2 separate regions of the Homo sapiens genome follow, and region 1 is linked to region 2. A link is a contact called in ENCODE POLR2A ChIA-PET data. All regions are on one chromosome and are shown on one strand. Each heading gives the region's core, a stretch centred on a gene start or an enhancer-like site at or near the end of the contact. The rest is flanking DNA. Distances are from core to core; before and after follow the strand shown.

Region 1 (3,054 bases), core at 431-2,930, 43 kb before region 2:
TTCCCTCATCAGAACGAACGCCTCTTTGCTAGGTGAAAGTCTTTTGGGTTCTGTCAGTCTCTACCTCACCTCCCTCTCTTTTGCCTTTCCGGTTTCCCACAGCTAATTCCACTGACTTATTCACTTGAAAGCTTAGCTCTATTCCAGTTCCTAGAACAGATTAACATGGGATTCAGCTCTCTAGCAAATTCCATTTACCCCAAGCAACTCACTCTCTGCTTTAATGATGGAGTTCCTACATTTGAGGATCCAAGTTTTATGTGCACCCAGTTTGCAGATACAGGCTTTATTCTTGGCCCCTGATACCAGGTTCTGAGACAGTATCTGCCTAGTACAGTAGCCTGATCCTAGGATGGAAGCTTTTCCATTCCCTGACCAATCCCTGCATTGTTGCAGCCCAGCTGACTATGAAAAGAACTCCCATATATTTTCCTAGGTTCTAAATATCACTTGCCTCAGATCTCTCATTGCAGGGTGGTGCCTGCCTTTGAAACAGTATTTCATCTTGGATTCCCTGTTACTAATCATTTGCAAAGAACACAACCAAGGACCACTATATCCATGGATACTGCTAAATTTCCACTCTCAGGTTCAACATGTGTTCCATTATATGAGTATCATGTGCTTTCTACTGCTAGCTACTATGAATAATCAGTCAAGTACTATTGAATGCTGTGAAATTAAGTTTTGCCACGATTCATCATCCAGTTAAAATTGTGCCAATTTCAGTTATCACTGTTACTAGCTCAATGGCCAACACTTTTTTTTTCTTTTTCTTTGCATTTAACAGTGTCTTGGAGCTGAACCCCATCGTAAATCAACCTGTTTCCCTTCTGTCTCAAGCTACTTTCCCAAGGTCTGTCTCTATGCGTGCCCCCCCGCTTTTAAATTCATTTCCTCAAAAAGCACCCTTTGTTTTTTACAATAACCCTAGGATAGCTATGAATCCTTTTCTCACACCATTCTAGATACCATCTTATGATGTTTTCATTCAGGGACTGCTATAAGACGTGAAACTTGTTTTAACACACCACAAATCAGATACCCAAATGAGCAATGTTTTCCCTCAAAATAGTTATGTTGGAGGCTATTTACTTAATCTAATGGTGTTATGAATGATCAAAGCATTTATTGAATTATTTAAAACTTGCCAGTTCCAGATCTTTGACCCTGTCAAAGCAGGCCAGTCCTATTACTTTATAGTATTTGATCAAGGAGGACTGTCCAGGTAAATCACTGTTCTAATAATCAGGCACAACTTGCTGTTACCAAAAAATTAGGTTTACCTATAAAGGATGAAAAATTTCTATTACTGGGGATATTTTGAAAAATAACCTCTGAAAGTAACTGTAAAAGTTTAAGTGTTGAGAAAAAGCATTATAGTTAGAATGGATTGCAACCTTTGTTTTTTTCTATATGCAATGAAGTTCTTTTTTTCAAGAAACAGTTCATGTTTTGGAAAGTGAAACCTAATTCACTATTACCAAAAAAAGAGGAGCAGAGGGAAATTCCGTAACTTGGAGGCTACAATAAATAATACCTTCGAGTCTGCAACATGGGACTTCCCCAGGAACAGCCAGCAGGTTTTGCTAAGTCAACTGTAATGCCCTTATCCAATCAGAATTAGGGAGGGAAAATGGCTTTGCAGATAAATATGGCACACTAGCCCCACGTTTTCTGAGACATTCCTCAATTGCTTAGACATATTCTGAGCCTACAGCAGAGGAACCTCCAGTCTCAGCACCATGAATCAAACTGCCATTCTGATTTGCTGCCTTATCTTTCTGACTCTAAGTGGCATTCAAGGTAAGGAACATCAAAGGATACTTAATTTGTAAAATGAGAAATAGGAATAGGTATAAATTCTAAAAATACAGAAATAATGTATTTGTAAAAGTTTCACTGCATGCTTATAAATAAGAGGGAAATAAATAGAGATTCCCTCAGATCATAAAACTTATATGAATTGAAGTGAGAGAAACAAATAGAATAAGAGAAAGAGAAGGAAAAAGGGAAGGAGGACAGAAGAGATGGGGAAGAGGGAGGATAGAGAGAGAAAATGTGAGGGAATGCGGACAGAGATGAGATACAGATACTTCCTTACCTAACTAAGCTCAATGAACCACATGAACTGTGCTTAAGGGTTTGACTTTATAATCAACAAGCTGCAATTCTTTTCTTCCAGATAATCAACTCTTTAATCATTTACAGTTGTGTTATGATGTGATCCATTCCTCCTCAGATTAAGTGACTATTTGCTGATATGGGGATATAGGTTCTGCTAAATACCACCAGTCTACATTAAATGCCTAAAATGAACACTGTGCTAACCTTCTCTGCTGTTCCTCTTTTCCTACAGGAGTACCTCTCTCTAGAACTGTACGCTGTACCTGCATCAGCATTAGTAATCAACCTGTTAATCCAAGGTCTTTAGAAAAACTTGAAATTATTCCTGCAAGCCAATTTTGTCCACGTGTTGAGATCATGTGAGTGAAATCCCATCTGATTATCACTTCCCTGGTTGTAATTATATACTGTATTAAATATGTAATGATAATAAAAAAAGATCAGTAAAGGGTTTGTGATGATTCTAAAACTAATGTACAGCAAACAAAAACATGCAGAGTGAAACTTAAATGTCTGACTTCAGAACTGCGTATGCCATCTGTTTTATTGACCCAACACAGTTTTAAATATTTTCATCCCTATTTATTTCTACAGTGCTACAATGAAAAAGAAGGGTGAGAAGAGATGTCTGAATCCAGAATCGAAGGCCATCAAGAATTTACTGAAAGCAGTTAGCAAGGAAAGGTAGGTTTGCTGTTGCCTGCAGAAGAATTGCTCTTTAGGAAACGGCAATCTTGGGAGTCAGAAATACTTGCATTGTGGTTTGCTGTGCAATCGCTGGTTTAAAAGTATGTTACCACCACGCCCTCCCCTACCTCCATTTATTTAAATGCTGAGGCACCATCTTGTGTGATAAGTATCAGAAGTTACCCTGATTACCAGTCAACCTTGAAGTACAGCTATAACTATCTAAGCAAAACTGACAAC
Region 2 (3,301 bases), core at 590-3,089:
TGCCTAGGCTGGAGTGCAGTGGCATGATCATAGCTCACTGCAGTCTCAACCTCCCTGGGCTCAAGTGATCATCCCATTTCAGCCTGTTGAGTAGCTGGAATTACAGGTGCACGCCACCACACCCTGCTAATTTTTGTATTTTTTGTAGAGACAAGGTCTCCCTGTGTTACCCAGTTTGGTCTCGAACTCCTGGGCTCAAGTGATCCTCCCACTTTGGCCTCCCAAAGTGCTGGGATTACAAGTGTGAGCCACTACACCCAGCAGTCGGGATCATTTAGATAGTAACTGGCAGAACAGGGCTACAATCTGAATTTGGGATTCATGCTTCTCTGTTCTTACACCATGCTGCCTAAACTTGTAGTGATAATTCCAAGGAAAAGTTCTTTAGATTATCTGTGATGTGCTCAGGTCTTTAAAAAGCGCACTTTGAAGAATGCAGATAAGGCAAAAGGAGTGTTTTTATATACTTTTGCATTATCTTTTTCTCCATGTGATCGTCAACAGTTTCTACTAAGAATTTCTCTACTGAATGTCTGTACTGAGAAAGTCATGTAATACAATGTGACAAACTTAAATTTTATTTTTCTGCAGTTTCTACAGCAGTATAATCACTACAAATCCAATGTGGAGATTTTCAAATTGCAACCAAATAAACCCAGCAAAGAACTAGCAGAGCTGGTGATGTTTATGGCACAGGTAAGAATATAATTGCTTAAATAAAGACCAGTATTAACACACAGTTTGCTGAATGTTTTTTCACTAATACTCAACCTTATTCCACTCTGGAATGGGAACTTAATTAAAATATTTTTCTAACTTTCCCTTTTTGCAAATTTTATTTTCTCCCTATCATGAGTTAGAGAATGTCACTAGATCTTTTTGCATAACTAACCAGGACAAAACTTTAAGACTATTTTTTTTCTTCAAATTCATCATAAAAGCAGGTACTAAATCATGCCATAAATATTACTAAGACTAGAGAAACCATGATAAATGTTGGAGAAATTAACATGTAGAAGGAAAAGAAGGTTGTTTGGAACCATCTACTTCTATGAAACATAGCCTTTTACTCTCGTTTTGCAGAACATCCTAAATGTATGCATCTGAATTATAGGAGAGAAAGAGAGCAACTTCAGAAGAGCCTTTGCTTTGTTACAGATTAGTCACTGCTACCCAGAGTACCTAAGTAATTTTCCTCAAGAGGTGAAAGATCTTCTCTCCTGCAATCATACCGTATTGGATCCAGATCTGCGAATGGTAGGACCAGTAGTTGGATGAATAAATTGTGCTGTGTTCATGTGTGCTGCGTTCATATATATTTAAATGAGAACAGCCTCTAAGCTAATTATCTTCAGAAAACGTAAATTATAATGTATTATCCTTTCCTAAAAATCCTTCTATGGCTTCTCATTTATACTTAGAGTAAAACGGAAACTTAATAACCTGGCTCAAAAGTGCCTGCATGATCTGCTTCCAGCCTGTGTTTCTGATATCATATTGTTTTCAGCTACACTGTGATCTTTCTATTCTTCCAGCACACTAACCCTACAGGATGCTCTTTAACCTTTTGAGATGATTTCTTCTAGTCATTCAAATCTCATATGCATGTAGAATCCTAATCACAACTTGTCATTTTTATAATGCCTTAAATTAGTAAACTTACCCATTAGACAGTCAGTTTGAGCATTTCATCATTGTCCTTTTAGTGGTTGGGGTTGAGTCCTGGCTGACATTCCCTTCACGAGGCCGGTGTACCTGTTTGCCCCACTTGTTGTGAATGTCAGCTGCTGGTGGCCCTCAGCTGCCCTTTCTCTGCAACATTGTCCTCAGCTAAATCGGAGTCCTAGTGCCTGGGAGGTGTCCTCCTACCCTAGTAGCCCACAGCCCATTATCATGTGGTACAAAAGCCCAGCCCATTACCTCAGGGTGGCTCTGACTCCAATGCAGGATGTGCTCCAGTGTTTTCCTGTGTTGGGACTAAAGCTAGTCTCCAGTCAAGGGCACATCCTTGCTTTGCTTTGCGTGTCTCTGCACTATCCTCCTTCCTTCACTTCCTTTCTGAGATCATACCCCCAACAAATCACTTGTAATAAATCAGTCTCTGCTTCTAGGGACTAAGACATTTCCAAATTTAATACATCTGCTTTTCAAACCTCTTTACAGCAGATAAGTACGCAAATATGATCACAAAACGTACTAATATCCTATAGCACAACTTGTAGAAATGCCAAGTCTTTAGATGAATATTTGTTTTCTTTTAGACTTTCTCAGGTTTTTTGTATTTCTATCATTTTTATACTACTTTAGGATTTTAGTAATTTGATTAGGCCAAAAAGAAAAAGAATACTGTCTCAGACAAGCCAAGGTTTCAGGCCCTGGGTTGTCAACTGATTGATACTCAGCTGGTACATGGGACCTGGCAGTATAGCCCAAGGGACTCCAAACTTGAACCCCTAGTCTAAAGGCTTTTACCTATGTCATGTTACTCTTGAAGTCCTTGTAGGTCATAGAGATTTGATATTTTGAGTATAGAGACTTAATGGCTTTCCAAGTAATTAGGATTTCTTTAAGTTTTATTTTCCTGGCAGTACCCCACCAAACTGGTCTGTGGGCATTATTAAATTAATATATATGCCAGGTGCACCTGTAGTCCCGGCTTCTTGGGAGGCTGAGGCAGGAGGATTGCTTGAGGTCAGGAGTTTGAGGCTGAGGTGTGGTATGAGCATGCCTGTGAATAGCCACTACACTGCAGCCTAGGCAACATAGCAAGATCCCACCTCTAAATTTTTTTTTAAATGGAAAAAAATGTGTATGTATATTTCTTTATAGTGCTTTATGATGATTAGTAGGTTTTTAAAAAATAATAAAGATTTCCGCCAGGCGCGGTGGCTCACGCCTGTAATCCCAGCACTTTGGGAGGCCGAGGCAGGAGGATCACCTGAGGTCGGGAGTTCGAGACCAGCCTGACCTACATGGAGAAACCCTGTCTCTACTAAAAATACAAAATAAGCCGGGCATGGTGGTGCGTGCCTGTAATCCCAGCTACTTGGGAGGCTCAGTCAGGAGAATTGCTTGAACCTGGGAGGCGGAGGTTGCAGTGAGCCGAGATCGCGCCATTGCACTCCAGCCTCTGTCTCAAAAAAAAAAAATAATAATAATAATAGAGATTTCCTTTACTAGGAGATAAAGGATTGCGTCTGTATAGTTAGCATTGCTCTTTAGAGGAAGCATTGAACACACTGGAAGAAGCTCTTTTTAATTGGTTATTGGGATAACCAACAATTCTTATCAGCCACTGGGC

Evidence for each region. ChIA-PET counts read pairs that join two places held with the same protein, here RNA polymerase II (POLR2A).
Region 1: POLR2A ChIA-PET joins it to region 2 with 12 read pairs in activated T-cell. The contact joins the promoter of CXCL10 here to the promoter of SDAD1-AS1 in region 2. POLR2A ChIA-PET finds 5 or more read pairs at or near these places in 4 of 52 experiments (H1, OCI-LY7, activated CD8-positive, alpha-beta memory T cell and 1 more).

What each region holds. Positions count from the first base shown.
Region 1 is chr4:76,022,123-76,025,176 of GRCh38, reverse strand. CXCL10 (C-X-C motif chemokine ligand 10) reads left to right here and starts at 1,680. Exons shown (of 4, transcript NM_001565.4): 1 at 1,680-1,806; 2 at 2,360-2,486; 3 at 2,722-2,811. The coding sequence starts at 1,746. It also overlaps a transcript of ART3 not described here.
Region 2 is chr4:75,979,328-75,982,628 of GRCh38, reverse strand. SDAD1-AS1 (SDAD1 antisense RNA 1) reads right to left here and starts at 1,839. Exons shown (of 3, transcript NR_125906.1): 1 at 1,664-1,839. SDAD1 (SDA1 domain containing 1) reads left to right here. Exons shown (of 22, transcript NM_018115.4): 2 at 592-696; 3 at 1,159-1,257.